Linked DNA regions of Homo sapiens: region 2 is linked to region 1. The links are chromatin contacts, found by Hi-C in ENCODE. All regions are on one chromosome and are shown on one strand. Each heading gives the region's core, a stretch centred on a gene start or an enhancer-like site at or near the end of the contact. The rest is flanking DNA. Distances are from core to core; before and after follow the strand shown.

Evidence for each region. Hi-C counts contacts between places; a loop is a spot of excess contacts on that map. Pooled maps may share reads with other maps.
Region 2: a loop to region 1 is called in a map of naive thymus-derived CD4-positive, alpha-beta T cell, with 6 times the contacts of the local background. The contact joins the promoter of PRG4 here to the enhancer-like site in region 1. A Hi-C loop is called at or near these places in 3 of 168 maps with a recorded cell type or tissue (IMR-90, MCF 10A and naive thymus-derived CD4-positive, alpha-beta T cell), 9 of 37 single-sample maps with no recorded cell type and 13 of 50 pooled maps.

The regions. Positions count from the first base shown.
Region 1 is chr1:186,149,434-186,154,025 of GRCh38, reverse strand. HMCN1 (hemicentin 1) reads right to left here. Exons shown (of 107, transcript NM_031935.3): 94 at 2,677-2,826; 95 at 2,283-2,420; 96 at 1,155-1,276; 97 at 39-276. Among named protein-coding and RNA genes, the nearest start is that of PRG4, 140 kb to the left of the region's middle. RefSeq lists a silencer at 982-1,182. Within about 2 kb of position 1,250, at least 3 of the 41 ENCODE cell types and tissues checked have a DNase peak (open chromatin) inside an H3K27ac peak, as active enhancers do.
Region 2 is chr1:186,294,485-186,299,076 of GRCh38, reverse strand. PRG4 (proteoglycan 4) reads right to left here and starts at 2,798. Exons shown (of 13, transcript NM_005807.6): 1 at 2,784-2,798; 2 at 2,126-2,231. The coding sequence starts at 2,201.

The sequences.
Region 1 (4,592 bases), core at 1-2,500:
GATGGCATAAAGATATGGATTTTCTTTTATCAAATTACCTTTGGATATTGAAGCATGAATTTTAAAACCCAGTGTCTCTTCTATCTGGTTATAGTCAGATTCCACAGAGGATGCATGAAGTGTTTCAACCAAGAAAGGCATTCTTCCCTGTGCCTGATCATAGAAAACGGTGTGGTTCCATGTGTATGGGATGCTGATGCCATCAATGGTGAACAGCCGGGTTGAGTAGGCGTACAGCTGCCCAGGACCTGTTTGAATGTAGTCCTCTGTGTAATCCTAAGGAGAACAATGTGGATTTGAAGATCAATATGGCTCATACTAATTTTTTTCCCTTAAGGGGACTATGAAATGCAGAATGAGCGGGGAAAAAGGATTAGGAGCTAAAAAACACACATCATGCATGATGGTAAACATTTAATATGTGTTAACTTTTAATCCTAATTTAATACCTATAGCTTTAATACCTTAAAGCTATAAGGTAGCTTTAAATTGCCATAGTTTGCAGACTAGAAAAATAAGTTTGTAGAAATTAAGCAACTTTCTCATCATTACATTGGTACAAAGTGGCGGAATGAGGATCTGAATGTGGATCTGCTTGGCATCAAACACTATGTTCTTTTATTTATTGCCTCCTTCATGAGAAAATGTATAGGGGCTAATAAAACTTGTATAATAATTGTACAGTAGTGTTCAGGAAATAACATAAAGTTTGAACCCTTTAATTATAACATAGTTGTTTCATAATTTTGCTGTCATAAATTTCAGTTTAATAAGAGACTCAAAGTTATAGGTCATGAATAAACAAAGATGTGAAAGGGCGATTGTTATCCTTTAATTTCTGAAATATTTTATGGATGATACACAAAAACGTTTATGCAAGAATTACTATCCTCTTTGTCTAAAGAAAATTAAACAAATGCCTTACATCAAGTATTTGATCTTGGTCCTGATAGGGAGGGTGGTAAAACCATTAAGAGAGTTTGTAAAAACTTGTCCCTGAAGATTTTTAAACAAAGATCAGATAGTTATTTATAGCCTTGGTAGTTTGGACATTTTCCCCCACAGAGTGAACAAGTTATCTGTGCTCATTCTATGGACCTTTCACTCATCATTACTCTAATAAGCAGCAAAGACAAGTTATCCTGGCATTTTACCTTTACAGTGACTTCAGCAGGTGACTGAAGCTGTAGGACATAGCCACTCACAACGATATCTAGCAGCAAAGAACCATCGGAATCCAAGCCCCGGGCAATATGACTCATCTGCAAGATTTCTCCTGGGAATTACAAGACATTCATTTTGACAGCAAAAAAATATGGTTTCTGTAAGCACAGAGCAGATTTACCTTACATACCAGTTCAGCTATGCTTTTTGAGTTCAAACTTGAATAAGTATAGATGATGAGAACTGAAATAGCACTTAACCTCCCAATTAAAGAGTTAGGTTTATTGAATTCAGTTTCTTTTAACATTTCTTTTTATGTAGCAAAAATGTGGCAAACGGTTACACGAATTTCATACTTTAAATTCACAGGCAATAACAAAGCACTCTTATAAAAATGAATTGTCTGTGACTGGCAAAAACCACTAGTCTGGCCACAGTGCTTTGTTCTTTCTGATGCTTCAAAAAGTAACAAAGGACATCTGAGTAAGTGGATGCCCATGAAAAGAACCAATTGTCTTCTCCACTGATTAAATGTTGATTAAAGATAAGCCGTCCTCAAGCCCCTCTTCCTTAAAGGTCACTGCTATTGAGGCTGACCAACTGTGAAGAGGCTTGAAATGGAGCTCTCTAAACATCTGTATGTACATGGAAAGGGTCATGAATAGCTAACCCATACTCCTTAAGACTAGGGATGAGTGAAAAGCCTTTAGGTTTGCTTTGTTTCTATCTTTTTCATAAAGAACTGCTATAAAGTATCCTAATTGGATCTTGGTTTAAAGACAAAGAAGGTCTTTAATTAATAACAGTAACTCATTTTCCTTCTTTGTTTGGTCTTTAATATCCTCTCTATGGATTTAAAGAGAAAATATTTTTAAAAAGAAGAAAAGAGGAGAGGAGAAAAACTTTTAGGGTATAAAATGACTGCTTGAGAACACATGACCTCTTATGATCTTATGTTAGTACAAGTTTACAGGAAAACATGAAATTGCTTTTATATCACTTATAAGATTGCGTAAAAAGTTTCAAATTATTCTATGTGGGAACACGTATTTTTCTTAATCACCTATCTTCATGGCACTTTTTATAGTAATAGAATATTAAATTCAGCTGACACTAACCAGTTGCAAATTCCACTTGAGTTTCTCTTTTGAAGACTGCATTGGTGAGGGTAAAGCCATTGACTGCTTCTCCTATTTCCTTTGCTGTTGTCCAATAAATGGGATTTAGAATAGAAACTATCTTTCTCATTGCTGAACCTAAAGAAAAAAAAGGATAAATAAGGTGATAGCAAAATTTTTAGTCTATTTTATTGTCTTCATAGCATATTATTCACAAGGATGAATTCTAAATAATGTTGAATACCAGAAACAAATACCAGTACCTCATGTATGTTTGTTTAAAAGCTTACCATACTTATGAGTTAGTAGTAGCATTCTCTAGAACTTTAATGGAAGTAATAAGATGAAGAATAATATATAAGTTTTTAAAAAGAGGCTTGAGGCAAAGACTTACCAAGACTACGAGGTACATTGGTAATTTTGGCACGTATTATTCTAGTATCAGAGTTAGGGCTATCAGTTATTGTGGCATTAAGGAAAGCAATTCCAAATTCAACATCATTAATATTTCCAATAACACTTCCTCTGGCTCGCTGGGGCCCACCTATTGGGGGAAAAAAAAACATTCCTGGATAAGGATGCAATTTCATCAACATTACATGGGAGAAAAGAGGGCCAGTATTCAGAGATGCTACAAATCTTTTCTCAAACATCAAAAAGGTCATATGACATCTGAATTTAATAGTGAAATAAATAAGCTTTTAAAACATTCTACTTTCACATAACAACCATCATCACCCATAAATCTAAGATCCTTCTAATCTGTGCACATCATAGTGTTATTAATATTTCATAAGCCAAAGAATACAATCAGTGTCCAGTCCCCAAACTAAAAATAAAGAATATGTTGGTGGTGGTGATGACAATGAGAGTTTATTGAGCATGTCATGCATGATGGTAAACATCTAGTATGTGTTAACCATTTTAATCCTATCAACAATTCTATAAGGTAGCTTTAAGTTTGTAGAAATTAAGCAACTTTCTCCTTATTACATTGCTAGACAGTGGCGGAATGAGGATCTGAATGTGGATCTGCTTGGCATCAAACCCTGTGTTCTTTTATTTGTTGCCTCCTTCATGAGAACATCCAGGAAAAGGAGAGACTTCATCAACAAAACAGCTTCTAGGCCACTGCCAATGTAAACGTGGATTATCTAAGGACGTTGTTCAGTCTTGGGTTTTAGAGTGAGGGTTTATCAAGTTCTTCATATTACAAATATACTGAAAGATGCTTAACTTGAGAGAGACTGTGCTTTTGCCAGTGCTATAAAATTCATACCAAGGTAATCTGGTTGCAAAACAATTATAAATTTTTAAAAAAGGGCCTCAACATTAATTTTATGCCTTCTTTCTATTGTTCAACAAAATTACTGGTGACTAGCACAGAATAGGTGGTTAATGAATGTTTTTCAAAATGAATTTCATGCTTTGACAAGAGAAGGCAACATACTGGGAAGTAGCTGATAGTCAAATCCATAAATATTCATTATCTGATGTATTTTAATACATTTTAAAGCAATCACTAGGAATTTCAGATACTGTTATGTACAAGCATATTTAGTTTTATCATACTTTGCTTTGTTGCTCTTTGCAGACACTGCGTTTTTTTTACAAATTGAAGGCTTGTGGCAACCGTGTGATGAGAAAGTCTACCGGTACCATTTTTGCAACAGCCTTTGCTCACTTTGTGTTCCTGTGTCACATTTTGGTAATTCTTGCAATATTTCAAACTTTTTCATTATTATTATCTCTCTTAGGGTGTTCTGTGATCAGTGATCTTGGATGTTACTATTGTAATTGTTTTGGGGTTTCATGAACCATGCCCATATGAGATGGTGAACTTAATCAATGTTTTGTGTGTTCTGACTGCTCCATCGACCACCAGTTATTCCCTTGACTCTCTTCCTCTCCTCGAGCCTCCCTATTAGCTGAGACACAATATTGAAACTAGGCCAATTATTCACCCTACAATGGTCTCTAAGTGTTCAAGTGAAAGAAAGAGTCTCATGTCTCTCACTTTAAATCAAAAGCTGGAAATGGTTAAGCTGAGAGAGGCAGGCATGTAGAAAATTGATGTAGGCCAAAAGCTAGGCCTCTTGCATCAAAGAGTTAGCCAAGTTGTGAATGCAAAGGGAGAAGTCTTGAAGAAAATTAAAAGTGAACACACAAATAAGAAAGTGAAACAACCTTATTTTTTATATGGAGAAAATCTGAGTGGTTTGAATAAAAGATCAAACCAGCCACAATGTTCCCTTAAGCCAAAGCCCAATCCAGACTAAGGCCCTAACTCTCTTTAGTTCCACAAAGCTT
Region 2 (4,592 bases), core at 1,549-4,048, 140 kb before region 1:
GTGTACTGTCCTAAATCCACAAAGGAATGTTGAAACACACTGAAAACAAATCTTAAAAGAATAGAGTCCAGGAATGCCAAAGTCTGAATATGCAAATAAAACAGTAAATTGTAGGACAACTTTCAGAACTTTTTGCGTACATGAGTGCATAATGCATACAAAAATGTATATATAGTGTATGTATATAAATACATATATTATATATAAAGAAAAAAGAGAATGAGAAGAGGTTGAGAAAGCAAGAGAAGCAGACAAGACAGTATCAAGAGATTGCTCTTTTATAGTTGGCAGATTTCTGAAATAAGAAATCATCTGTAATTCCAGCACTTTGGGAGGCTGAGGCGGGCGGATCACCTGAGGTCAGGTGAGACCAGCCTGGCCAACATGGTGAAAACCTGTCTTTACTAAAAATACAAAAATTAACCGGGCATGGTGGCAGGGGCCTGTAATCCCAGCTACTCGGGAGGCTGAGACAGGAGAATCGCTTGAACCCCGTAGGTGGAGGTTGCAGTGAGCCAAGATTGTGCCACTGCACTCCAGACTGGGAGACAAAGCAAGACCCTGTCTCAAAAGAAAAAAAAAAAAGAGGAAATCATCCTTACAGGAAAAGCTTACTTTCATAGATTAGGTGTCTGTCCTACTTTTATTGCTATTAATTGTAACCATTAATTTTATTTATTTATTTATTTATTTTTGAGACAGAGTCTCACTCTGTTGCCCAGGCTGGAGTGCCATGATGCAAGCTCAGCTTAATGCAACCTCCACCTCCTGGATTCAAGATATCCTCTTGCCTCAGCCTCCGAATAGCTGGGATTACAGGCACACACTACCACACCTGGCTAATTTTTTTGTATTTTGTATAGAGACAAGATTTTGCCATGTTGCCCAGGCTGCTCTTGAACTCCAGACCTCAGGTGATCTGTCTCCCTAGGCCTCCCAGAATGCTGGGATTACAGGTGTGAGCCACCACACCCAGCCCCATTAATTTTAATTTGATTTATTTAATCACAATTAAAATGAAAGTAACACTGTTTTAGTGAACAACCAATTGTATCACAGAGGAAAAGGCAGTTTAGAAAGTGCCCCCAGTGTTGTGAACCTTGTCATAGTGTTACGAGAAAGCCGAAGGGTCTGGAGATACTGGAGTAGTCATCATTCTTATTGAATATTCACATTTGCTTTCATGTGTTTTCCTGTCTTTTCTTATCTAAACAATTCTGCAACTTATGCCTATGCAGACAGTTACCACTCATGTTCAGGTTTCATAAGAATCTCGTATTTTACTGGAAATGTTTACTTTAGAAACATAATTTCATCATAACTGTCATGAATCTTGATTTTTATTCTCTCAGATTTTGCTTATCAAAGGGGAACAAAAGGAAAAGAAAAGAAAAGAAAAATCCAAAGCTTGGCATTGTTACTATTAATCCCCCTAGATGGCATGCTAGCATCTTTTACTAATGTGATTTCACTGAATGTACTTTAACAGTCTCTAAAAATGAGTAACAAGAACTATTCATCCAGGACCTGTTTTGGGAGAACTGTGAAAAGTTTAATGTTATAACACAAAATGACAGTCACATCTGTATATGTCCATACCTGGATAAATAGTTCTTGTAAGAAAAAGAGAACATTTTCAAGACTAATAAAATGCCATTTGAAACACTATAGTTTATTATAATATGGTATCTATGTCTAAATGATGCCAAAATAAGTTATTTATCAATAATTTATTTGATTTTAAAAAACAAATTGTTCAACATATAGGCAAAAATTACATGTTATCTAAATATTGTTCTTTTTTAGTTATTTTTATGATACTATATAGCTCCAGCATAATTTTATGATGAACTGTCTGCACTTTTTAAACTTTCGAGAGAACCATAGAAATAACAAGTACCAAAATTATTCTTTATACAAGCTCAAAACTCTCAAAAGGAGAAAAAGATGAGAATTCCAAAGCACTTACAAACAGGCTACATGTTATATATTATTTTAAGGTTGTACAGTATATTAAACTCAAGCAAATATAAATTTTTAGAAATATATTTCCGTTGTTATAAAAATCAAGACTGAATGATTAGCAATAGTTGTTAAATAAAAGTATGTTCGATGGTTAAGCTACCTTGAGATGAAACTTGCTGAATCACGAAAACAGACAGCAGCAACAACAGGTAAATGGGAAGTGTTTTCCATGCCATCGTTGTTTTCAGGTACCGTAGGTACCCTTGCTGAAAATAAAATAAAAGTATCAGAAAACAGCTCTTTCATCTCACCACTAACTTAGGCTTGCATTATACACATTTCAGTAACTTTAAAAATGTAACAATAATAAAACCATCCCATTCTTGAAACAAGACTTTAAATCAGCTTTAATTTTATAGAAAATATTTGGCCATTAGACTTAATCTTATGCAGAACAAATCAAGTCACCCTCAGCCACGTTATTGACAGTTTTAATTCTTAAGAAATCTCCAATATAGAATAGACTTATCTTAAAACTCTAGCCAAAGTATGGCATGTACTTAACAGTGCAAGGTTAAAATTTTATCTTAAGGAAAATAATAACCTGTGTCACAGAAATGTAATTTAATAAGCATCATGGAGTTACTGTTCCAACTTTTTCTTAATTCTCAATATAAATTCAAAGGCTTCCAACAGGTGTATTGCATAAACATAATCCTTTTCAAAAATTTCCAACTACTATCTTTACACATTTTTTTTCAAACACCTCTAATGAAAACACATTTAATTCTATGAAGCAAGTTAACTTTGACACTTACCCGTAAAGGATAGATGAGTTTATCCCACGTCCTGGGAGTCTTATATATCAGTGCAAATACAGTGGGATGAACCAATTAGTCCAAAGGTTAGACAAAATCAACAGTGACAACCTATGAAATCAAACTTTCCTCATTTATTGGAAAAGGGCCCAGACGACTAGACTTAGGCAACATCTGGAAAACACTTCCATTAAGCAAAATGACTACCACAAAATAAATTTAGATGTATTGGCCAGAGCACATTTCTAATTTCTAAGTGAAGTGAACAAATTGTCCTGAGATGGTAAATAGCTCTGGCAGACTTTGACTAGTATATTGAAGCAGCAACTTTAAAATATTCACATACTGGTATCATTTATTTCTTCTGCTTTCCAGTTAAATCTAGCAAAGGTAGCTTTGAAATTTACCTAGTGTTAGCTTGTGGCATACATTTTATATACTTATACCATTATATCAAATATACATTTCTTGAGTAGTTTCATTTTCTCTGAGCACAGAAAACATGCTCTCAGTTACCTACAGGTAGATTATTGACACTGGATTTTCTAGCTTCCTTTATTATTTTAAAAATCTGCTTAAAAAATGTATTGATATTTTCCTTAGATCCTTCCTTTAAGATAAGCATGTTTGGAAAAGGTCTTTTAAATTACTAATTTTGTTTCCTTCCCACAATGAAAATGTGAACCATCACCATTGCAGAGCTAAGTCAGCTCAGCCCAAGGCTTTACCCCACTTTCATACGGAATGTATCGGTGTAAAATCTTACCCACCAACATAAGGCTTCGCTCATGTCCTAGCACCTCCCTGAAACCTTTCCAGATCAAATTCCAATCACATCTAGAATTATAGTAAACAATTGTACTACGTTTTACTAAAATATCTCTTCATCTGTCTCACACCCCCAACAGACTATGATTTCCCTAAGGACAACCAACACCTATATGTTAGTCTATTGCCAACATACAGCCCAGTTGTTTCACCAATGTTATATGTTTAAAACATGCTCACGCCGGGTGCAGTGGCTCACCCCTGCAATCCCAGCACTTTGGGAGGCTGAGGTGGGCAGATCACCTGAGGTCAGGAGTTTGAGACCAGCCTGACCAACATGGTGAAACTCCCTCTCTACTAAAAATACAAAAAATTAGCCGGGTGTGGTGGCAGGCGCCTGTAATTCCAGTTACTCGGGAGGCTAAGGCAGGAGAATCACTTGAACCTGAGAGGCAGAGGTTGCAGTGAGCTGAGATCACGCCACCGCACACCAGCTTGGGCAACAAGAGCAAAACTCAGTCTCAAAAAAAAAAAAAGAAAAGAAAAAAAAGAAAACATGTTCAGTGAACCACATGGTTGTAGGCTGGATTCTGCTGTCTACTACTCATTTGGTAGGTACTGCATTTAATTCTCACAAAATGTCTTAAAGTTAAATATAATCATCCACATTTACAAATAAGAAGATGAAGACCCACAAATGAAGAATGTGTGACCCATCCAAGGATCTATAAAGACTAGAGGCCAGAACCAAGATTTGAACCCATGTCTTTGCATTTTAAGTTCCGTCATGTTTCCACTACATCCAGCTCCCTTTTGATCAAAACCATCACTTAATTTGTAATCATTATACTAAATTTTACTCCTTTACTCTACATGTATACATAGGTTTGTGAGATTGTGACTTTTTTAAGACTAGAATTATAAGCATCTATTTTCTTTCTACAGTGCTTATTTCACAGGACTAAATATGTAAAGACAATTTCGAGGCTATCTGCTCATCTCTAAATAATCCCCCTTTTCTGGGAACTACTTCTCTTTCTA